Linked DNA regions of Mus musculus: all the other regions are linked to region 1. A link is a loop called in an ENCODE intact Hi-C map of the cell type or tissue named here. Cell type or tissue: left cerebral cortex. All regions are shown on one strand. Each heading gives the region's core, and the rest is flanking DNA. Links, peaks and the distances in the headings are about the cores only.

The links. Peaks named below come from ENCODE experiments on the same cell type or tissue, not always from the same donor. Only the 100,000 strongest peaks of a DNase experiment are listed, where the experiment ranks them.
Region 2: a loop joins it to region 1, with 2.3 times the contacts of the local background. A loop is called at or near these places in 3 of 42 quality-filtered maps.
Region 3: a loop joins it to region 1, with 2.5 times the contacts of the local background. A loop is called at or near these places in 7 of 42 quality-filtered maps.

The regions. Positions count from the first base shown.
Region 1 is chr19:45,541,127-45,549,040 of GRCm38, forward strand. Gm41856 (a long non-coding RNA gene) reads right to left here and starts at 3,907. Exons shown (of 2, transcript XR_001782646.2): 1 at 3,838-3,907; 2 at 1,640-2,544. Gm19639 (a long non-coding RNA gene) reads left to right here and starts at 2,535. Exons shown (of 2, transcript XR_386758.2): 1 at 2,535-4,325; 2 at 4,975-5,220. In left cerebral cortex, for the core only: a CTCF peak has its summit at 4,074; DNase peaks (open chromatin) are centred at 3,159 and 4,052; H3K4me3 peaks cover 563 bases.
Region 2 is chr19:45,457,585-45,465,498 of GRCm38, forward strand. The region is part of intron 3 of Btrc (beta-transducin repeat containing protein); the gene reads left to right. Among named protein-coding and RNA genes, the nearest start is that of Gm19639, 82 kb to the right of the region's middle. In left cerebral cortex, for the core only: a CTCF peak has its summit at 3,770 (motif pointing left); a DNase peak (open chromatin) is centred at 3,321.
Region 3 is chr19:45,279,998-45,287,911 of GRCm38, forward strand. No RefSeq gene overlaps it. Among named protein-coding and RNA genes, the nearest start is that of Gm29595, 19 kb to the right of the region's middle. In left cerebral cortex, for the core only: a CTCF peak has its summit at 3,495 (motif pointing right); DNase peaks (open chromatin) are centred at 1,558 and 3,501.

The DNA.
Region 1 (7,914 bases), core at 1,945-6,944:
TGGGTCTAAGAATCCCAGGGGGCCTGATTGTGACATTTTGGTAACTGCTGGTGGCCACCTGCAGGTCAGTAGAGCCCGTGGGGGTGTCAGGCAAGTCCACAAAGGGAGCTGGCAGAAGCCACCTGCGTGCCCCCACCCCCAAGGCTGCGAAAAAAGATCTGCAGCTGGGAACATCTGCTTGACGAGGCCCTTTCTGCACAGGCTGTTACATAGCCATCTCTCAGGAGTTCTGGTCCACATACATACAGAGAGATGCATGTGCCCCCCCCCCCACACACACACAGGGTTCATTGCCCCCCCACAAGTTTCATGTGTTAATGTGTATATGCACGAACGCGTGTCCAGCAGGCCCATGTGCGTGTGCCCCCCTCCCGCTGTCAGCAGTGCTGATGACATTGGCAGAGGAAAGTGATGACAAATGCCGGTTATCAGCGAACGAGGCCGATGACAAATGGGCGGGCGCCCGAGCAGCCCCATTACGCTGTAATAACAGAAGATGGATGGCCTGGCGCCCCCCCCCCCCGCCCCACCCCCACCCACCCGCGCCGGTAACGGGAGCCGATCCGACTCCGCCCGCCGGGGAGGGAGCCGCGCTGCGGCCGCCCGCTGCCAATCCCGGCCGACGGAGACGCCCGAGCCGGGAGCGGGGAGACCACGCGGCCGCCCGCGGCGGAGGAACAAAGCAGCGCGCTCAGCGGGCGCAGGGGGCGCACGGGGCGTCCCGCCTGCCAGGACACGCAGCTGTGCACACACATGGCCTGCACACGCGCCAGCCGCCTGTGTCCTTGCACGGTGCACCTGCGGCTCTTGTCCAGGCACAACCCCAACCTCGCAGGGCCAGGCACACACACGTCCTTTACTGCCTCATGGATCTGGGTACATAGCTATCAGCATAAACTCAAGCTTAGAGCCACACGTACCCACGCCCCTCGGATTCGTGCACATTCCTGCAGAGACGGTTTACAAGCTAGGAGTGGTGGTGCGCACCTCTATTACTAGCACTAAAGAAACTGAGGCAGGAGGGTGGAGAGTTCCAGGCAACCTATGCTTTAGCCAGACCCAATTGAAACAAACAAGCAAAACAGGAAAGAGTCTGGGATGTCATTTAGTTGGTCTAGTATGTGCTTTCCTGGCAAGCCTGAAGCCCTGGGTTTGAACTCTAAAACTGCATAAACTAGGATGCTGGCACAGGTCTGTAATCCTTGCACTTGGGAAGTAAAGGAGCAAGGTCAGAGGTTCAAGGTCACCCTCAGCTACTTATCAAGTTCAAAGTCAGCCAGAGATACAGAAGAGACCCCATCTTAAAAGGGGGATGGAAGAGAACACACTTAGATTGCAGTGTGCGTGTGTTCCTTGTATGACTGCACACACACGGTACCGACATCTGGACGCGTACAGCAGAGATGTGTGTGCCTGTACACAGGCCTGGCAGGCTGCTCAGTATACAGGAGTCCAAACCTGAACACACAGGCAGAAGATGTCCGCAGCCGCATCAACAAATATTAACTGAGCCCCCGCCATGCAGGTGTCAGCTGGCACTGGCAGAGCTCTGATGATGAATAGGGCACCATCCCGTCATCTAAAACGCTAGGCTTGCTGGAGGGGCCAGACAAATGGCTATGAGTGAACGTGAGAGTGATTTGTGCTTTGACCCAATGCGTCGTTTATTATGTGGAAAATCAAGAGCCTTCCTGGAGGAGACGGCCGAAGGAGGGAATTTTCTAGAGGAATTGAGTTCCAAGCAAGAGATATAGCAGCAGAGGCATGTAGGGAGAAGCAGGGTTAGGGGGTGGGGCTTGGAGTCCAGGTGAGTGGTACCAGCGACAAGAGGAAGGTTTTCCCAGGTTCTGTAGCAGGGGGCTCAGGAGGACTGAGAGAGAGTACAGCATCATGTCACTGGATGGAAGGCAAGCAGGGCTCACTTCACGGACACCCTGTGCAATCCCAAGAAGCTCGAGCCTGCTATGTTAGTTCTGCTATCTCCATCACGAAACTCCTTATAACTTTTAAACAGGGTATCCTATGTTTTGATGGACCTTGAATATTAAGCAGCTAAACCTGGAGCTGGGACCCCTGAGGTTTTCAGGATGAGGTGGCACAGAGGTTTGGAGAGCAGTAAGTGGTGCCTGTGGCTTAGAAAAGGGAAAAGGCTGGAGGTGGAATAAGGGATGGGTGGACATTTAGGACCACTGCCTCCTGTGTCGATGCCTTTGCCACTCCCTTTACATAGCTGTCCTTCGGACTCCTCGGTGTGGCCCCTGCTCCTCCAGCACAGGGCATCCATCCATGTGCTCTTGGTCCACTGAATGAATCTGTAAATGCCTTGATAGATGTTCCCACAGGAGTCCACCTGTGACACAGAGACTGTCTGGCACCCTCAGGCACGAGGCCACTCCCACTGCCCTGCACGTCCAAGGCAGTTCTGTGGGTTTAACAGGTTTAATCTAGATGCAGAATGTTCTTGTCTCTGTGTCTTTGGGTATCTTCTTTGGAGTCAGAGCTGACAACAGTTAAGGGGGAGCCAGCAGGGGAAGGACCAGGACCCTGGGGTGGAGGAGTGGGGAGATTATGGTTTAAAGCATTGAGTCAGATGGCAGGCCTCAGAATCTCCCTCTGCTGCGTCCTCAGTGAGAGCCCTTCAAGGTGTCCCCACACAGGCAGGAGACAGAAAAGCCCACATTGGCACCTAGGCTCTGCCTTTGCCTGCTGTTTGAGAGGCAGGAACTCGAGGCAGGTCTGGATTGTTTACATCCACCCAGGGCTCTAAAATAAAGTGGGAGCTGGGCATCTCAAACAGGGTCGAAGAAGTTGGCAGATTTAAGAAAAGGAGGCACTGGTCCATTCCCCAGATAATGCAGACATGAGTTCAGATGCCCAGCCACCCCAGTTCTCATGCAAACAGGAAACCCCCACCCCCACCCCCACCCCCACTCCCACCCCGGGCAAAGTGTCTGGAAAACAGAAGCAAACACTGACATCCTGGGAGCTGGTGAGGAAAGGAGCGAGAGGACATAGAGAACTGGCCGAAGAAAAGAGACAGGGAGAAGTGGGGCCAGCTGACTACCGCACAGCCTTCCTCCCAAGGCTCCTTCTGGCGTGCCTGGAGCAATTTCAAATGCCTTTACTTTCTCAGAAACTGACTTCCTCCTAGGACCCACACAAGTGGCCCTCCCCTTGGGGTTTCTGCAGTGTGTTCAGGTCTCACCCCACCCCCATTTCAGCTGGCTTAACCACCAGACCTGTCAAGGTCTTGGCCTTGGGGAGCCTCCCACCCTTGCAAGGAGGCTTCAGTAATGACACCAAGTGGAGGATGGGAAGGGGGCAGAAGGGATGGGCCTCGGCTCTCTCTCACTTCACTTTTTCTGTAGCGTTATTGACCCGTCATTAGTTATCCGTCCAAGGTCGCCAGGTCTGGCCCAGCCATAAATCACCGCCGCTGGGGGGGGGGGGGGGGCGGGGGCGGGGGGGGGGGAGAAGTTGGGGGACTAGAGGAGCGAAGGAGTCAGTGCTGAACGCGGCCCGGAAGGGTAGCAGCAGACGTCCCTCAGGCTCATAGGGACCCGCCCCAGCCCTTGTGACCGTCCTTCTCGGCTCCCTCCCAACCCCGGGCTGCCCAGCGTGCCTGTCCCTCGGCCACTCTCTCCTGTCTCCGTCCATCTCTTTCACCGCTGAAGTGTGTTTAGATGGCTGCGCCAAGAAAAGGGTAACCAGATTGTCCTCGGTCATCTCCCTCATAGCTCTTCCAGGTTATAGCTTCCATCAACAAGAACAGAAATCCTGAAGGGGAAACTGAGGCACGGAGTCCTGACCCGAGATGAGTCTGAGAAGAAGTCTCACCCGATTCTCTCCTCGGTCACTTCAGTCCCTCCCTACTCCAGACGGATGCTGCAAGGGTCTCTCCGCCCTCAGAAGGGAGTGGATCTGCGTCTGCACCGGGCGGGACCTGCACTCGAGGAGCCGGACCCTTTCCCTAGCGCCCGGGTCCTAGAGGAGCGTGGCTTGGCCCTCCTCTCAAGAGCTCGCCCGGCTTAGCAGCGGACCTCTTCGCCGGTCCTCGCGCACCCTCTGCCGGCGCCTCTCAGGAAACGCGCTCGCTGTCCCCGCCCTGGATATTCCCGTCCCGTAGGACAGACGGAGGGCAGCCGGGAGCTCTGCATGCCCCTGCTTTTGGAACACTCCTTGCACCAAGATTCCAGAAAATTCCTTTGTCTATTCAAAACTGGAGGAGCGAGGACAAGAGAGCTGAACTTGAGGCAGGCCAGGCTCGGAGCATATGGGTCAGTCATCCATCACCTGCCACCTCCCTAGAGACCTTGGCAGGCCAGGTAGGTCTCTTCTGGTAAGGAGGGCCAGGGGGGTCCTGAGACACCAGAGCCTTGATTCTCTAAAGCAGTGGAGTAGGGCTTCAAGTCTTTAACCTATGGGGTGGGAAGCTGGGGTGTTCCCATAGGGAGGAGGGACAGTCCCAGGGTTCAAGGTTCTCTTTCTGGAACGGCCTTCTGAGAGTCCCCATTATACTGCTTGAGAGCACACAGCTCAGGGTTGATTCCTTCCCAACTTGGTGTTTGACTGGCCAGCAGGGAGGGTGGGCTGACCAAATTCAGATTCCCTGATCAAACTGAACTAAAAGTATTCCAAACAATGTCAAGAAGGTCAAAGGGATGAGACAGGATCCATCAGAGGCCCCGAGGAGCTGGGAGTTAGGAGAAGACGTGTCAGTGTCGCAGGGCAGGACTCCGAGGGCCCTGTCTAGGTGGAGCAGGCATATATTGGTTTGTCCGTGTGTGTGCTCCACTCTGGCAGGCCTCAGGAGGTGGCATTGCCTTTACTCCTTCTTTCATGATGGTGTACACAACTGGCCATTCTCTCTCAGAGCAGGAAACTCACGAATCAAAGCCCAGGTTTGAGCCAGACTGGTGGGGTAGCCTGTAAGACTCCACCTTCAGGAGGCTGTGTTGAATTCTCATTTCACAGGCAGCTGGGGCTACCATAGTGAAACCCAGTCTCAAAGCCAAACTGAACCCTGGTTTCAGGGCAGTCAGCGTCAACTCTCTCTGCAGATTTGAGGGACGAGAGGAAAGGAGGGGAGACAAAAGGCTCAGTGAGATCTGTGCGGAGCGGAACAAGGGAATCAGCTGGGCGGAATCACGGAGACCTGAGTGACATTCATCTCTGACACATGTTGCATGACTTGGGACAATAAAAAGAACCTCTCTGGGACATGTGTGTCTGTCTGTGTACAGGCATGTACGAGCACAGATGCCTGCAGTGGCAGCGGCTTTGGATCCCTGGGAACCAGGGTTTTAGGCAGTCGTGTGCTGCCTGGTGTGGGCACTGGGAATTGAACTCAGGGACCGGGACCTGATAGAGCAATACATGCTCTTGACCCCTGAACCATCTTTCTAGCCCAGGACTCAGGCTTTCCATCTGTAAAATGGAGCTGGGCGGTGGTGGTGCCCTTAATCCCAGCACTTGGGAGGCAGAGGCAGGCGGATTTCTGAGTTCAAGGCCAGCCTGGTCTACAAAGTGAGCAGAGGCTACACAGAGAAACCCTGTCTCAAAAAAACAAAAACAAAACAAAATCTAGCTGGAGACTGCATATCCACATGTAGGGCTGAGCTAAGTAGGGCTTGGTAAAACTGCTGAAATAAACCAGGTGTGTGGCACAGGTAGCTCAGGGCCCTTCCCCAAGTCTCCTTTTATAGCTTGCTCAGTATTAACTGGTCTTTCCAGCTTTCTAACAAGTCCCATGGGACCCCAAACTTCTTTTTTCTTGGTATCCATGTCCCATGAATAAATTTTTGAAATGCCATTTTGGGAAGGAGAGACACGCTTTTTTTGGGAAGGGTGCCACACAATCAGACCACTCTGCTTGCTCATGTCTGTGTGCTGGAAGTTTCTGCAGAAGCTGTCTGCACGGGTATAACTCTTGGTTAGTGCTCACAGCGACTCCATCCAGGTTCCAGGCTCCACAGATGCACACGCCACACACTGAAGTGCTTACAAGGATCTGATTCCATGATCAGCCGCAGAAGAGACGGAAGAGTCTGGAAACTGGGAGCAATTATTGCCCTGGGAAATCTGGAGGGCAGGGAGCTGTGTGAGTGGAGTCTCCACACCTCCCCCAGCTTCACCATTACAGGAGCTTCCTAAGGCTCCCCTAGGCTTTGTGCATCTCCTCTAACTGCTACACAGTACACGTTCACACTCTTGGCCCTTTCCAACAGCCGTGGTGCAGGGCAGAAACTCAGGTCAGGTTGCCTGAGCTCGCTACTTAGGGCCCCACAGGCTGGATTGAGAGTCCTGGTTATCCTGGGATCCCAGTAGGGCTCTAAAGAAAAAGTCCTCGCATGCCCACGTTTGTGGCTGGCAGCATCCGTTCCTGATGGCTGTGGGGACTGTTTCTTGCATCAGCACCACTGCTCCTTGAGGCCCCCAGAGTTCCTGCTCATGCTTCAGATCTCTCGTCCACCGCCCTTCCACCTGCCACCAACCAGAGGCAGCTCTCCTTTTAAGGGGCTTGTATGGTTAGATAATGTCCCCTTTGCTATGTAATACAATATAACCCCAGGGGCTAGAGAGACAGCTCAGCAGTTAAGAGCACTGGTTTCTCTTCCAGGGGATCCAGGTTCAGTTCCCAACACCCACATGGCAGCTCACAAATGTACATAAAAATAAAATCATTTAAACACACACACACAAGCCGGGCGTGGGGGCGCACGCCTTTAACCCCAGCACTTGGGAGACAGAGGCAGGTGGATTTCTGAGTTTGAGGCCAGTCTGGTCTACAAAGTGAGTTCCAGGACAGCCAGGGCTATACAGAGAAACCCTGTCTCGAAAAACCAAAAATCAAAACACACACACACACACACACACACACAGAGAGAGAGAGAGAGAGAGAGAGAGAGAGAGAGAGAGCTCACACCCTAGAGCAGAATGCTCTGCCCACTCTCTAAAGGCCAGGTCCCTAGGGACCATGCTCACCACTCCCAGCCTCTCAGGTATACACATCCTTCTGTCCCTAGTTCCAGACCTCCCAATCTATGTGGAGCACTGGACCAATCACTGTTCATGTCTGATCATCAGTTTCTGCATAAAATTGGCAGGCCTTGTGCCTAACAGAACAGGATGTGAGCAGCAGAGGGGACTGTGCTCCTTTAGACTGGAGCCTCCACCCAGGGAGGTGCAGGATGGGGGACCTCCTAGTGAGACTCCACCCACAGCCCAGCCCAGCCCAGCCCAGCACAGCCCAGCACAGCACAGCCCAGCCCAGCATAGCCCAGCCCAGCACAGCCCAGCACAGCCCAGCCCAGCATAGCCCAGCCCAGCATAGCCCAGCCCAGCATAGCCCAGCCCAGCCCAGCATAGCCCAGCCCAGCCCAGCATAGCCCAGCCCAGCCCAGCCCAGTCCAGCCCAGCCCAGCCCAGTCCAGCCCAGCCCAGCCCAGCCCAGCCCAGTCCAGTCCAGCCCAGTCCAGTCCAGCCCAGTCTAGCCCAGCACAGCCCTGCACAAGTGTCCGTGTGTTGTTTCCAGACATCCTGATAACTGTACTGAGAGAGAGTGGTCAGAGACCCATGGTACCCACAGGAACCCTCGGACCTGGCAAGGTGGCTCATCTCTAGCTGAGGGAGTGCAGTGGGACAAGGATCAGAGGGTGACCAACTCTGTTTCAGTCTCACCTCCTCAGCTTACCCTGTCTGCCCGTGTGGCTCAGCCTCCGGGTCTCTAGCAGCCTTCCTGTCCTTCTAACCCAGCCCTGGCTAGCCACTTGTAGTTAATGTCAGCTTCCTGAGGCCTGTGAGTTCCTATCAGTCTTGGGAGCCCCCTCCTCCCCAAGGAACACAACCCCATCTTTCTCCCAGGCTCCCTCCTGCTCTCCCCAAGGGCCAATTTTAGTGCAGTACACAAGCTTC
Region 2 (7,914 bases), core at 1,530-6,529, 84 kb before region 1:
TGATTAAATTATTATAGGTAGAAAATAACTGTTACCTAATCATTTTTAGTATAAGATTGTATTAAATGGGTAGCAGTACAGATAGTTTTAGTTGGTTGTGTCTATGGCCTTCGTTCTAGGACTTAGAGCAGAGATGTGGTTTGTGTTGGCTACCCACAATGCATTTATTTATTTCATTTAATGCTGCGATAACTCTGCCAAGCTGGTAGAGGTGATGATACAGTTTCCAGTTTACTGATGAAGCAAGTGGAGGCTTGAAGAGCTTAGACTTAACCAGAGCTGCTCATTGATTTGGAACTCTGACCTTGCTATTTCCAAAGAACTTCTACTTCAGCCTTAGGGTCTGGTTTTCATAGCTTTATCCTAAAGAGAAAGTACATGAAAACATGCCACAATTATTTATTTATTTATTATATGTTAACTCCTTTTCAGATAGGCAGTTTCCTAATTTTTTTTTATAAAAATAATTGTTTTAAATAGAATTGAGTCAATACAGGAAGCTTTCAAAACAAACAAATTGATGTCAAGACGATTCGTTTTAATTATTTGGAGATAGACACCAGATCTGTATGCGAAATCAATAGAGCGATATTGCATAAGTAAACTTGGAGATGGAAGCGCTATGTCCACTGCACAGAGGCGACTGTCAGAAAGCAATGACACAACAAAAAGTTTTGGCAACTTTATTTAAGCTAACAAACGAATTTTCACTCTGCAAAGTTATAAATTAATTTTAATAGGCTGATCCAGATGGTCCATTTGGAAAATGGATAGGCTGATCTGTTGAAAATTAAACTAAATTTATCTCTCTCATACTTCAAACTGAAGCAAGAGAGAAAACCGTGCCTATTAAGTCCAGCACATACAGATGGACCAGCAGGTCACACATGGGACTAATCTGATTCATTTTAAAAATAAATGCATACATTATTGAATCATTTTCTACTTGGAAGAAGATCTGTTGTGTACAGTACTTAAAAGAAATTTGATGTTTTCTCCTCGTTGCTGTTTTAACAGGTTCGCTTCTCCCTTTCCTCTTTAATTTACACCCCCCCCCCCTCAATTCCTCCAGAATGATGTTTCTAATATCTGTCATTGAGTGTTGAGATCCAAGCTCTGGAGATTAATTAGGTCATGAGGCTCCCCCCTCCCTTCTTTGTAAAGGGTTTTATCTCCATTCTCTTTGTGAAGAGCATGAACTCAGTGTTCTTGGAGCCTTTAGAATTGGGGAAGTAGGCGATCCTCCTGGGGCCCTCAGAGCCTTTTAGCTTCTGGGTGTTTTAACAGCCCCATGAATGCAGATTTGTAAATTTATTGCAGCGCCATCTGGTTTTTTGCTCGAACCAGATTACTGTTGGCTTGTGTCTGTCTATTGTGGTGGTCACTCCCTGGGAGCTTGCCCTCTCCATCTTGGGAAAGAGTGATGAATAGCAGGGGTCAATGGAAGCGGGTCACAGGGCAGCTGTCCGCAACCGCCCTGAACTTGATTACCCCGCTGCTGATTTTTTTTAAGGTAGTACATAATACACAAGCTGTTTAAACTCCTCTTTTTCTCTGTTGCATCTGACAATAAGGAAACAACGTTTGCTATTTTGTTTGTCTAGTGTCGAGATCTATAGACAAAAGGATGTCAAGGCCAGCCTAAAGTGACTGTGGCTTCATGGGGTCAATCTCTGAAGTTGAAATTCACCTGCACATATTTCTGATAAGCTTTCAGGAATCTCTTACCCTTAAATATAAAAAATTCACTTGAATTCTAACAACCTATTATTGTTACAACTAGACTGTAGTTTATATAGATTATTCTCAGGCAAAGGATTGCCATTGTTGTTGGGACATGGCTACTAAATGGGTAATTTGAAAAGCCATTTTAATATTGGAGGAGCTGAAAGAAGGGTTATTGCTATAATTCTTAGAGACATTAGAAGAATAATGGAATATCAATATAAATATAAATAACTTTATGCCAAAAATTGGCTAGATAAAATGGGCAGATTCTTTGAAAAACAACTCACAGAACAAACACAAGGTAAAAATTATATCTGTTAAATATAATGTTTTTCTTATCACAATGCTCATATAGTTTAACTGGTGACTTAACAGATATAATGGCAATCTTTTACTTTAAACCCCCTCTTAAAACACAAAAGAAAAGAAGACTTTGCCATAAAAGCGCTTCCAAAACTTAATGGAGAAATTACCAAAAGTAGTTAGTGAAGGAGAAGGCTAGAAATATAACTCCTTTTGTCATCATTTGGCACTAGGTGTGAACTTTAAAAAAATACTATATACACACAGTTTCCTTTCTACTTATATTCTCCTAAAGTGTGGAAACCGCAGTCTCTCTTTTATAGTTTTTATACCATGAGTGATGGAGGCAAAGGACTTGCGAGGCCTCTTTGCTGTTTGAAAATGTAGCATTGCCACATGCAACTCTTCTTTGCTCACATTAGCGCTAATAGGCTCTGTCAGCTCCCCCTTTCTCTGTAATTGAGTAAATTGTGGCTTTTGCCTAATTCTTCTCCTGCCCTCCACCCCCTTTGTGTATGTGTGTGCACTCACCATCCTGAGAGCGTGGGCAGTGATAAATAAAGCATTGAGTGGAGCGCTCTCAACTCTTTGAAAGCAGCATGCTGCCAGCCCTCTAGTTATATTTCTTTGCGTGTTTACATTTTCCTGTATTCTTTCTCTTGTGTAGCTGGAACCCTGGGGATGCAAAGCCATGAGAGAGGCCAGGAAGCTAACAAAGTAGCTGTCTCCTTGTTAGCTTGTTCCTTTATTCTCTAAAAACAAGATAAAAACCATCTGGCTCAGGGCGTTACATTTTCCTCCCCTGTGCACCTCTATAGATGGAGACTTCACCTGCAGTGAGGGTTTACATTGATTAGGGAGGGAGCAGTAATTCAGGCCTCAGTCCTCTTCAAGGATACCGTGCAGTCTGTAGAGGTGCTGACCCACGGAGTTAAACTGTCAGGGGAGGATAAAAAGTGTCTTCCTCCCAGGAGGTAACAGCTGCCAGGTCTTCAACACCTTGCATGCTGCTGGAAAAAGAAAAAAAAAGTCACATTTGTCAGCGGAAAGAAAAACGATTCTGTTGTCATCTTCTGTTAATGACTGGACCTTACAAAAGGAACTACATACGTCTTTTGGATGGAATAAGTAACTGTTTTCCTTGCCTGAGATTTTCTTTTCCCCTGATAAAAATCCCTGCATTGTTGTAAACATCAGCATGGAGGGAGAGCGTTAACAGAGCCAAGGAGAGTGGGATGGCGTTGTCTCCTCTACAGTTGGGCAAGTAGGCGGAAGATGCACAGCACAGGTGCAGAAAGTGACATCAGAGTGTCTGTTGACAAAACAGCCACAGAAGTTCCTAAGCCACAGGCAGGCACCACGGAGAAGAGGAGAAGTCGCCAGGCTCTGTTCTTTGGAGGACAGTTTGTTGATGTTGCTTTTTCAGGAGTCACTTCTCTATAAAAGCATGAAAGGAATTGAACCCCACAGAATTCACCTCCTTTCCCGGCTCCAGTGTCGTGTGTGACGGTGTTCTCTTCTTTCTGATTTGATTGATGAGGGGGAAAGGTTTAATGAAGTCCCTGCTATCAGGCAGGCAGTTTTTTCTTGTATTTGTTTTAGGTTAGTCATTTTAATTGTACTGAGTAATTAGAAGGTACACACAGCCAAGGGAGCTTTGTTCTGATAATTGCTCAAGAAACTGGTTCCCTATCCTCCTTCGCTTTCTATTAAGACACTTCTCCCTCTAGTGGCAATAGTAAGCGCTTTGGCTTGGCAGTAGGCAAGGTGTAATTGCAACATGACAAACTATGCTTAAGGGACCTTCTTGTAAATACTTTAGGGTTCAGCATTGTTTCATTATATATGTTTTACCCTTTGAAACTTCCTACCTCCTCTTTCTTCTTCCTGAAGTGCTTTGGGCTTTGGATTAAAAAGAAAAAAAAATTCTGCCTGGGATGCTTGCTTATTAAAAAAAAAGAAAAACTAACCACAGTGCATTCTGGGTAATGTTTTGCAGCTTGACTTAATTTTAGTCATCTGTTTTAATTACCTATTTATAAAAATGCTTTTGCATTTGTAGACATTATTTAATACTTTGGAAGAAGCACCTCATTTGAAATAAATAAATAAATGGTACATATTTTAAATAGTCTATGTAAAAAATCCTAAAGGTAATTATTGTAGGTCTCTTAAGTAAGACAAAAGTGATCTTTCTGAATCTGATGAAGTGGTTTTTTTCTGTAACTTCCCACGTCTGTTGGATTCTTCAGAGCCTAATAACATTTTTTTAGGGGGCTGGGGGAACAAACAAACAAACAAAAAAAAAAACCATGGCTAGCAATTTGTGTCTAGCTACAAAAACCCTTTTTCAAAAAAAAAGCAATTTAATAACCAGCTTTCTTAAAATTACTTTGAGGAAAGAAGACCGTATAGGGGGTTAGTGCTTTGTTTTATTTTTATTTCAGTGTAATCATTCTTTGATAAATTGTGTAATCACTGACTTAGTAGAAAACATATTATTGAACTCCTGGGTTGTAATGACCATAAAAAGTGTATTTTCATATAGAGAGTTGAGATACTGTGAATAAATTATAAAGGAAATAGCTTATATGCTGGTCAGAGTCCATATGGACTCAATTCATTTTGTGTTCGATGCTTAATCTAGATGTACCATTTTTAAAAAAGAAAAAGAAGAAAGGGGGATAAAATTCCTATTGTGCCCAGCTGCACACATTATAAAAAAAAAATAAAAATCTGTCCTCTGAACACCATGGAAAGAAATCAGAGCAGCAGTTCTCGGTGGGGGTTCGTGGCCCCTGTGGGAGTTAGAAAGCCTTTCATAGGGGTCGGATATCAGAGATCCTGCATATCAGATATTTGCATTATGGTTCATAATAATAGCAAAATGACAGTTATGAAGTAGCAGCAAAAATAATCTTATGGCTGGGGGTCACCACAATATGAGAAAGTTGGGAACCACTCCATTAGAGCTGTGTGTCCTGAGCGGGACGCCGCACCATCTGGGTGGCGCTCGGCAGGCCCAGTGCCAGCCTCTCTGGAATTGTTGGGTACTTTGATTTTTCCAGCCCATGTTCTTGCTTGGGACATGATTTGCTGTTACTGTATATCTAAAGGTCCCTGTTTCCCTACCGTACCCCAGTCACTAAACACTTTCATTATACTTTATCTTGTTTTGCTATAGGGCTGTTGAACAGATTTCTTAAACAGCTTTTTGCAAGGTTAAAAGAATGCAGCCTGGTAACAAGTTTGTGTCATTTTAAATATATACCTTCTAGTAAATAAGGAGAGACCTGGCAATCAATCCCTTTTAGTGTGTTATATGTTTCACCTGACAACTAAACCTTCTATTGATTAGCCATTACTTTGTTAGATAATCCCATGTCATTGAATCCATTGTAAAAAATTAAACTCTTTAAAATGTTTTACCCTAGCAGCAGTGTGAAAATTGAAAACTTGTTCAGAATTACAGCCTGCTTTCACAAAGAAGGTAGTTTTCAGCCAGGCATCTTACTGGTTTATGCTTATGTTCTTTATATGCAATATAAAAACGTATTAAAGTACTCCAACGCACACTCTGCCTCTGGTTCAGCAATGAAGCTACCTTCTCAGATGTTGCATGGGGACAGAGCCTGCCTTGCCTGCAGCTATTATATTCACTGGTTTGATTCAAAGTGGAAGGAATCTTATAGTCATAAAGAATTGTTTGAGGCTTTTTACTACGGAGTGGTCAAAAGACTGACAAATTTTAGGCTTCTGGAAGATAAGCAAAGTCACATACCCACTTTACAGATGGATTGTCAAAAAACAAGTCTATATCCCTAGCAGCTCTCTGCTGGAGGAGGTCTTCTGACTCTGCCTGATGTTCCCCCCGGGCATGAAGGAGAGGGAGGTTTGAATGAAATAAATCACTCTAGCCCTCATGAGTTTCTTTGTTTTGTTCTTTGAGACAGGGTCCTAGCTGGCCTGGGATTTACCTTGAAGCTCAGGCTAGCCTTGAACTTGAAACAGCCCTCTGCCTCAGCCATTGCAGTCTGTCATTTCAGGTATGAGGCACCATATCCAGCTCCCTCCATAACTTAACACAATTCATTTGTAGGCACTTGTTTATGTGCACCTGTGGAGATGCCAGGACAGCCTGGACCCTGTCTCCTGGGCTCCTCTTAGGATTTGAACTGGAGCTCTGGTAGTTAGGCTTGGTGGCAAGCCCCGTTAGCTACCAAGCCATCTCAGTGTCTCCCTCTAAAACTTGGTTAAGCTTTTCCCTTTTCTTGGCATGTGTCAGCCATCAAGCTATATAACAGCCCCTATGACTTTGTTTTTATGACTCTGATTTCTTCTTTCTTGATTGCTTTTGGTCTTTTTCTTGCTTTATTTTAATAACTTTGACCTTCAAAGTATGTTGAATCGATGTGATGAACATCTTTTCCTTGTCCCCAGTTTTGTGACATGGGGGCAGGAGTGCTAGTGTTAAGTCTCTGATCATCAAGCACAGTGCTAGTTAGGGGCTCTAGATAGCCATTACCAGACTAAACAGTTTACCTTTAATTCCCAGGCGTCCAGCCATTTTAAAAAAATCTATAAGCAGGTGTTTAATTCAGTTAAAGATTTTTAAAAAGATAAGTATGTGCATGTATGCGCTTGTGGAAGTGTGTACACACGAGTACAGGTCCTGTCAGAGACAAGAGGAATTGGAACCTTTAGAACTGCAGTTTACAGGCAGTTGTGAGTCTCCCAGTACGGTGGGAACTGGGAACTGAAGTCAAGTAGTCTCTAAGAGCACTTTTAACTGCTGAGTCATCTTTCCAATCCTGAATTAAACACTTCTAAAAATCTAAAATGTCATCTGTAACTCTGCTCCCTTATTCTGCTACTAGTTTAGTTGACTCTATTAAGAATTTTTCTTGCCAGACGCGGTGGCGCAAGCCTTTAATCCCAGCATTTTGGAGGCAGAGGCAGGTAGATTTCTGAGTTCGAGACCAGCCTGGTCTACAGAATGAGTTCTAGGACAGCCAGAACTACACAGTGAAACCACATCTCAACAAACAAAAACATTCTCTCTATGCACTTAAGGGATATTGGTCTGAAGCTTTCTTTATAGTGACTTTGGTAGAGTTTGGTATTAGGCTTATGCTAGTCTTGTAAACTGAGTTTGGAAATGTGGCCCTATTCTGTGTCTTGAAAGCATTTATGTATGGTTACTGTTCTTTCTCAAAACTTAATAGAATTCACTAGTGAAAATATTTATATCATAAGTTTAATTTCTGAAAAATTTTATAGCAGTTTCAATCTCTTTAACATGTACAGCTTTTTGGATAATTTTGAACAATTTATACTTCTGTGCCCTATTTACTATTTGTTGACTTGTTTTCTTTGGTTTTGGTTAGTTTTTAAATTTTTTATTTTGTTTCTATTTTTAATTATGTCAGTGTGCATAGGTCTGGGGCTTACTCATGTCCATGCAAATACCGGCGGAAGTCATAAGCAGACCTTGGATCCCATGGAGCTAGAGTTACAGCAGTGAGGCACACAGTGTGGGGGCTGGGAACCCATCATCGCCCTCTGTACAGGTGGAATGTGCTCTTAACCACTGAGCCATTTCTGCAGCCTCCTGGGTGTGATTTCTCAAGACAGAATCTCAGGCACTGAACTCTTGATCCTTCTGCCTCTGCACGGAATTGCAGGCTCCTGCTCACATTTGTTTTGACCAAGCATCTCATTGTGTATTCAAGGCTGATTTCAAATACAACCCTCCTGGCACATCCCCTCCTTCTCTTCTTCCCTTCTTCCTTCAGAAAAAGTCTCACTCTGTAGACTGTGCTACCTACTATACACTGTGTAGTCACGCATTGGTGGCCTAAACTCTCAGCAATCTCCCTGCAT
Region 3 (7,914 bases), core at 1,530-6,529, 260 kb before region 1:
GTTTCTGTTTTGTTTGTCTGCTTATTTTGAGACAGAGTTTCTTTGAGTATGCTTAGCTGTCCTGGAACTTGCTTTATATACCATTTGGCCTAAGATTAACAGAGATCCACCTGCCTCTGCCTTCCAAGCACTGGGATAAAAGGCGTGTGCTACCATGCTTGGTCCTATAAAGTGGCTTTAATGGTGAACATATTGGAGTGAAAACAAGACATTAATTTACAGAAACATATCAAGTGACTACTACTCTAGATAGACTATGGATGTGACGTGACTCAAGAGTCATGACTGCCAGGCATGGTGGCGCACGCCTTTAATCCCAGCACTCGGGAGGCAGAGGCAGGCAGATTTCTGAGTTCGAGGCCAGCCTGGTCTACAAAGTGAGTTCCAGGACAGCCAGGGCTATACAGAGAAACCCTGTCTCAAAAAAAAAAAAAAAAAAAAAAAAAAGGAGTCATGACTGATGCCAGCATCTGGGAGACTTGCTTTTAGCAGTTGCTCAGACTCTGGCTGGTCACTGTGATCCTTCAAGGCTGACAGCCCTGGGGCTGGGAGTGGGACTGCTTCAACTCTACTGCAAAACAAGCAAGGTTAGCAGTCTCTGATGTTTTGAACAAAGTGCAGATCTTGAGAGCTCAGCAAGTCTCTGATGAGCAAGCGGCAAAGCTTTGCCTTAGAGGGACTTAGTCTTAGCCTCCAAGGAAGAGTGGAATCTAAGGGAAGATTAAGAGGAAATGAGAGTTCTTCCAGGTAGAAAGAATGGCATAAAGGTCATAGTAATCAAGATGTATTTATGGGCTGCTGAGTTTTGGAAGCAAAGACCAGTGAGAGAAAAGAACATGCCAGATGTGGTGACAGGAGGGTCGGGAGTTCTTGGTCATTGGCAACTGCTTAGGGAGTTCAAGGGCAACCTGGGCTACTTGAAACCTGTCTCAAACAGAGTTGGTGATATAGCTCAACGAGGGAAAGGTGCCTGGTGCAGAGCCTGATAAACTAACACATGGAAGGAAAGAACCAATTCCCCCCCACACACAAGTTCTCCTCTGATCTCACATAACCATCCATTACATAAGCACGCACTCAATAGATAAAATGTTAAAATGCCCCTAAGCAGGGGAAAGGAGAGAAAGAAAGGAAGAAAATCTGTTTGGAGAGACTGAAAAAAATCTAAAAGGACCTGAGCCTTCATTTATGGGGTCATACCCAGCCTCAGAAAATCCTTTAGAAAAACGGAGGTTAGAAAATGAGGTGGTCCAGCAAGTTAAAACCCTTTCTGCACAAGCTTGATGACCTGCATTAGACCCCTGGGAAACCCCGCAGAAGGAGAGAAATGACTCTTAACTGTGTCCTCTGACCGCCACACATGCATGTTGGCACACACACACACACACCTTCAACTCACATTCACATGTACACACACACACACATGATCATAATGTGTAATGAATAAAAGAGAGGAAGAGGCTGGAACTGAATCTCAGTTAACAAAATGTGTGGGTTAAAGCCTTGGGTTCAATCCCCGGCATGAATAAACTAGGCAGCATGATGACTCACATCTGTAATCACAGATGTCAGCAGATAGAGACAGGAGAATCAGAGATTCGCGGTCGTCCTCAGCTGTGTATCAAGTTTGAGACTAGGCCAGGATACATGAGACTTGACTCAGAAAAACAAAACACAGCACAGACCAGAACAATAAGAAAACATTTTAAAGCCACGTGTGGTAGCTCATGCGTTTAATCTTGGCTTTTGGGAGGCTGAGGTAGGAGGACTAAGAGTTCAAGGTTAGCCTGGATTACATAGCAAGACCTTGTCTCAACAACAAGCAAAGCCTTGGGTTTGATAATGATGGTGATGGTGATAATGATGGTGATGGTGATGATGATGATGTCTCCTGGCAACACTTCCATGCATGCACATAGTACACTGGGGCTATTTTACCTCCTCTTACTCTCTCAGTCTCTCATTAAAAGCTCCTTTAGGGGCAGGGACTGGGGGGAGAGAGCTATACCTGCTCAGAGGAGAAGGGAAAGGGGGATGGGGAAAGGATTACGGAGGGGGCAGTGGGCAGGATGTAAAGAACAAAGTAAATAAGTAAAATAATACATACATACATACATACATACATACATACATACATACATACATACATCTGGTCTACTCTTGTTTTGAGACATTGTTTCTCTGCAGCCTTGCTTTGTTTTGAGACATTGTTTCTCTGTGTAATCCTGCCTGTCCAGGAACTCACAGAGATCTACTTGCCTCTGCCTCCGGGGTGCTGGGATTAAAGGTTTATACCACCTTCCCACAAAAACCCGTCTAGTTTTTTAATTTCTATGTGTATGAGTTCCAATTTGTGTATATACACCACTGCATACAGTGCCTGAGGAGGCTGGGATTGGGCAACAGATCTCCTGGAACTGGAGTTACAGATGGTTGTGAGTTAGCCACCATGTGACTTCTGAGACCCAAATTGGGGTCCTGTGGAACGCCTAACTGCTGAGTAATCTCTTCAGTCCATCACAGAAAGCTCTTGAGCAGGTGAGGAACGTGCTGAAAGAACTCAGCTGCTGCGCGTCTAGCACCTGGTTTAGGGGGGGAAATTCTTCCCTTGTCCAGTCTAATCCTGCTGGTCGTTCAGCCCTCAAATATTTATCAAAGGCTGGGAGACAGCAGACACTGCCCTGTGAATTCAATGATGCATAAAAATAGACTCCTCAGCTCACAATTCTCTAGCGAGCCAGAGACTAAACGCAAGAATCTCATCAACATCAAAGTACAAGTGTAGCGAAATCCTCGGGGAGGCGTCCCTGGCATTGTGAGCCCATTCAGGAGCGGGAGGGTGTGTGTGTGTGTGTGTGTGTGTGTGTGTGTGTGTGTGTGTGTGTGTGTGTGTGAGGGGGGGGGGGATGGGGGGGGCCTGGTTTAGTAGCTCAGTGAGGTTGTTCTGGGTTGAGAACTGGCATCAGAGTAGATTTTAGAAGGAGAAGGGATTAGACAGGTGAGGAGAAGGAAACACACTTTAAAGCAAGGACCCTGTGGCTGCCGAAGAGGCATGCAGAGCCCCAGGTGGAAAGTCTGGGTCTCTAAGGGAGTACAGGGGGTTGTGTTAGGAACAGACACTGGGGATCAGTAAAGGCCAATAGCCTTTAAAGATTTGGACCTATCTCCTGGAACAGACGGGTGTAGTAAACCTAGCTATGGTGGGAGCAGGTGATATTGTAAAAACAAGCTCCCAGGAGCTGTGGAGGCTCTTGAGTGGCTTCTCCGAAGCCTGTCTAAAGGAACGGTGCAGGAAACACGCAGCAGCTGAACTGCCAGGGGAGAGTCCGACAGAGGGTAAGTTGAGAAGGGCGAGCAAAAACTACGTCCATGCACAGCCGTGGTCTAGGGGAAGAGACCCTGAGAGGACCTATTAGCAAGATTCTCAGGCATCAGGGAAGAAAAGCCGGCTCCTGGAGGAGAACGCCCCACCTCTCAGAATCGAGAAGCTGTGGCAGTGACCGAGTTTGCCCAGGAGAGGGCTCCACCCTGGGGAAGATGGCTAAGTCTCAAGGATGCAGATCATCTCTGAGATCCTCTCCCAGAGAAATGATGTCCAAGAACAGGGCCCTGGGGACGCCCTGCCAGGCCTAGAGGAAAGGGAACTGGGGACAGCGGCTGGAGGCAGGCTTCACAGCACCACTTAAGGCACCTGAATAGAAAGAAGAGGGAAGGGGACCAGGAAGAGCACTGAGCCCCAGTGACCAGTTTATGAATCAGGGACAGAGAGGTGGCAAGTTTGGGTGATCCGCAAGCCAGGAAGGCCTATGGGTCCTGGGTCCCCATTCCCCAGGGGAAAGACACAATGGGTATAGTTTTGCTTCCTCCTGGATGTGGTGAGGAAAGGGAAGTGGAGCAATGGCCAGGATGATGGGAACAGAAATGACTGGAAGGAGACATCTTCCCCTCCTCTCACCCCATCCTTTTCTTTCCAAACCTCCCTGGACTGCAGAAAAATAAGGAGACGGGGAAAACGTCTTTAAAAGGATCTGGTATAGAGACGAGGAATTGGAACAGAGCCCCCATGAAGTTTTTCTATAGTTTTTATTTTGTGTATATTTATGTGTCTGAGTATTTGCTTGGAGGTATGCATGGGAATCATATGTATCTGGTCTCCACAGAGGCCAGAAGAGGACATTAGATCCCCTGCAACTGGGTTTACAGGTGTCTGTGAGCTGCTATGTAGGTCCTGGGTATTGAACCTAGGTCCTATGCAAAAGCCCCCAGGTCTCTTAACTGCTTAGCCATCTCTCCAATCACAACTTATCCTTTTTCTTTTTTCTTTTTTTTTTTTTTTTTTTTTTTTTTTTTTGACTTTTGACTTTTTGAGACAGGGTTTTTCTGTGTAGCCCTGGCTGTCCTGGAACTCACTTTGTAGACCAGGCTGACCTCAAACTCAGAAATCTGCCTGCCTCTGCCTCCCGAGTGCTGGGATTAAAGGCGTGTGCCACCACGCCCGGCTACTTATCCATATTTTAATAGTGTAAGGAGTGTTTATAGAGACCTAGGTTTACCTGAAAATGTATGTGGACATGCATTTCATCCTTTTTTTATTTTTTTTGTTTTGGTTTGGTTTGGTTTTTGGTTTTTCGAGACAGGATTTCTCTGTATGGCTCTGGCTGTCCTGGAACTCACTTTGTGCATTTCATCTTTATTCAGTCGCCCAGATGTGCTTGTTCATACACACCAACACACATGAACCTATGTAGGTGCTCACACCCACCCACTCATACATCCACATGCTCAGCATGTTACACATCTGTACTCTCAGCCATGCCCAACAGATGCAGCTGTTCACAGTGGTCCACGAGCTGTGTGTGTCATGAATACTCCCTAGTAGAGGTGACTGACTCTATACTGGTATGTGGAAATAATAGCAAATTCAGAGAGGCAACATGTGGGTAGGTGGAGGAGGCGTCCTAAGATGGGTTCTGTATATTTGAGGGTGTGCGTGTAGTAATGTGTGTGCATTTGGTCATGTGTTCATTCACTTAGCAAAGTCAGCGGGAAGCCACCATGTGCCAAGCCTTGAGCTGGATTAATCAACTACAAGCACTACTCCCATTCACTTTTTTTTTTTTTTTTTAAAGATTTATCCATTTATTATATGTAAGTACACTGTAGCTGTCTTCAGACACTCCAGAAGAAGGAGTCAGATCTCATTACGGGTGGTTGTGAGCCACCATGTGGTTGCTGGGATTTGAACTCGGGACCTTTGGAAGAACAATCAGGTGCTCTTACCCACTGAGCCATCTCACCAGCCCTCCCATTCACTTCTAATGGGCTCATCGAAGACAGGCCTTTAGGACACAGCTGGTAAATGTCCCTCTGGAGGTGGTCCCATGTGCCATGAAGGGAAGTGGGCACCGGGTTAGAGAATATCCTCCAGTGGAGTAAATAAAGATCCCAGACTGGAGAGCATCCTCCGGACATGAATCCCCCGACCTCAGCTGTACAGTATCTGCTTGCATCATTTCTAGTCTCTCACACGTAAAGAGGCCTGTAAGGTGAGCAGAAAGACTTGACTCCATATGGGGTATAGATCTCACCTGTGTAGCAACCTACTTCTTGAGGGGGCCTCATAATTGCGGTGATGATATGTATCCTGCAAGGATGTAGTAGTCACTGATTGTAGCATATAAAAACTACCACCTAATAAGAACTTAGTGGGTTTTTATTTATTTTATTTATTTTTAAAATTTTTTTTAAACTTTATTTATTTAATGTATGAGTGTTTGGCTGCATATATATCTGCCTGACTGAAGAGGGCATCATATCCCCATATAGATGGCTGCGAGGCACCATGTGGTTGCTGGGAATTGAACTCATGACCTCTGAAAGAGCAGCCTATGCTCTTAACCACTGAACCATCTCTCCAGCCCCTAAGTGGTGTTTTGTTTTGTTTTGTTTTGTTTTGTTTTGTTTTGTTTTGTTTTGTTTTGTTTTGTTTTGTTTTGTTTTTTGAGACAGGGTTTCTCTGTGTAGCCCTGGCTGTTCTAAAACTTCCTCTGTAGACCAGGCTGACCTTGAACTCACAGAGATTGCCTCTGCCTCTGCCTCTGCCTCTGCCTCTGCCTCTGCCTCTGCCTCTGCCTCTGCCTCTGCCTCTGCCTCTGCCTCTGCCTCTGCCTCTGCCTCTGCCTCTGCCTCTGCCTCTGCCTCTGCCTCTGCCTCTGCCTCTGCCTCTGCCTCCTCTGCCTCTGCCTCCGCCTCTGCCTCTGCTGAGCTGGGATTAAAGGCATCCACTGCCACTGCCGTCTTCGTGACTTAATCACATTCAGTACAAATAATTTCAGGAATCTATGAGATGACCTAAAACCAGTCCTAAAGTCAGACCCACAGAAAATACTAAATCTGTCCTACACTCTTTTCTATTCTAGAACGAGTACTTTTCACTGAAGATATCAGATCTATCAATAGATCTTATAACTACCCTACTCCATCTCTCCCAAAGAGTCAAAATCAGTCCTACTCCTAGCCAGGCCTGTAGGGACGGCCTCTCCCAGCTCTGGGATAAAGAGCTGTTTCTGGATAGCAATATTTACTTATTTTGGTTGCTCTTCCAACCATGTATCTCTCACTAGCTGCTGCTCCTTCTTCTCTTCCTCCTCCTCTTCTTCCTTCTCCTTCTCCTGATTTATTGGTTTATTTTATGTATATGAGTGCTCTATCTGTATGTACAACTGCCTGCCAGAAGAAGGCATCAGAACTCATTAGAGATGGTTGTGAGCCACCATGAGGTTGCTGGGAATTGAACTCAGGTCCTCTGGAAGAGCAGCTCTTAACCCAGCACTGAGCCATCTTTCCTGTGCCCAGGCTTCATTTTCTTCTCTCTTTCATGCAGGTGTTGTGGTGCCCAGTTAAACAGCCTCTTGGCTGATGTGCAGTGAGCGTCTTGCTGGTGTCATCTCAGGTTGGCCGGCCTGGTGTCCTTTCTCCTGCCACACTCCACACATTGTTTCACGCACCTGGGAGGCTTACCTGTATTCTTGTATCTTTCTCCTTGGCTTTGTGGTTGATGGAGAAACTGGACTACCCCAGACTGACTGGTTTCTATTTTAAACATTCTTGGACTTTTGCTGGACGACAAACTTGCATTTCCCAGGAGCACATTTGCTTGGGGGTAAAACATACATGTGCTCACTCTTTGAGTCTTTGTTTGGGTTTTGTTTTTTTGAGACAGGGTTTCTCTGTGTAATCCTGGCTGTCCTGGAACTCACTCTGTAGAGCAGGCTGGCCTCGAACTCAGAGATCCACCTGCCTCTGCCTGGGAGGTGCTGGGATTAAAGGCATGGCCACCATCACCTGGCTGCTTGTGCTCACTCTTAAGTACTGCTAGCACTGGTCTGTAGTGACCTTCCTGTCCCAGCAGTCAGTGCTGTCTGGTTGTCAGGCTGTTCCATCCTAGCCACTCTGGGGGGCATCTGATTTCTTTCTATTTCATAATGATAGTGTATATCACCTTTGGATCAGATGTTACACCAGGAACTTTGTATTCATAGTCTTTAATCCCTACAGCTCTAGAGAGTATTATTTTTCTCTTTAGTTCTTTCCCCTCTGAACATATTAAATCTTAAAAAAAAATACATTATTGTTCATTTGGGGGATTGAACGAAGAGCCTTCTTCATGCTAAGCACACACCAGCCAAAGGAAAGCATTGCTACCTCCATGAGGCTCTGAGTGGCTAATGGTTTGAATAAGGTGACACGGATGACAGGTAACAGAACCAATGTGTAAACACACAGCTGTCCCTGTGCCCAAATGTGCTCAAATAGGTTGTGTTGCCTCTCTCCTGCCACATAGTATGGAGCAAAAGCCTTGCTTATTCCTCCCAAGTTGCTCTGTGGAGCCAGAGGACCAGCTTACTAAGGATG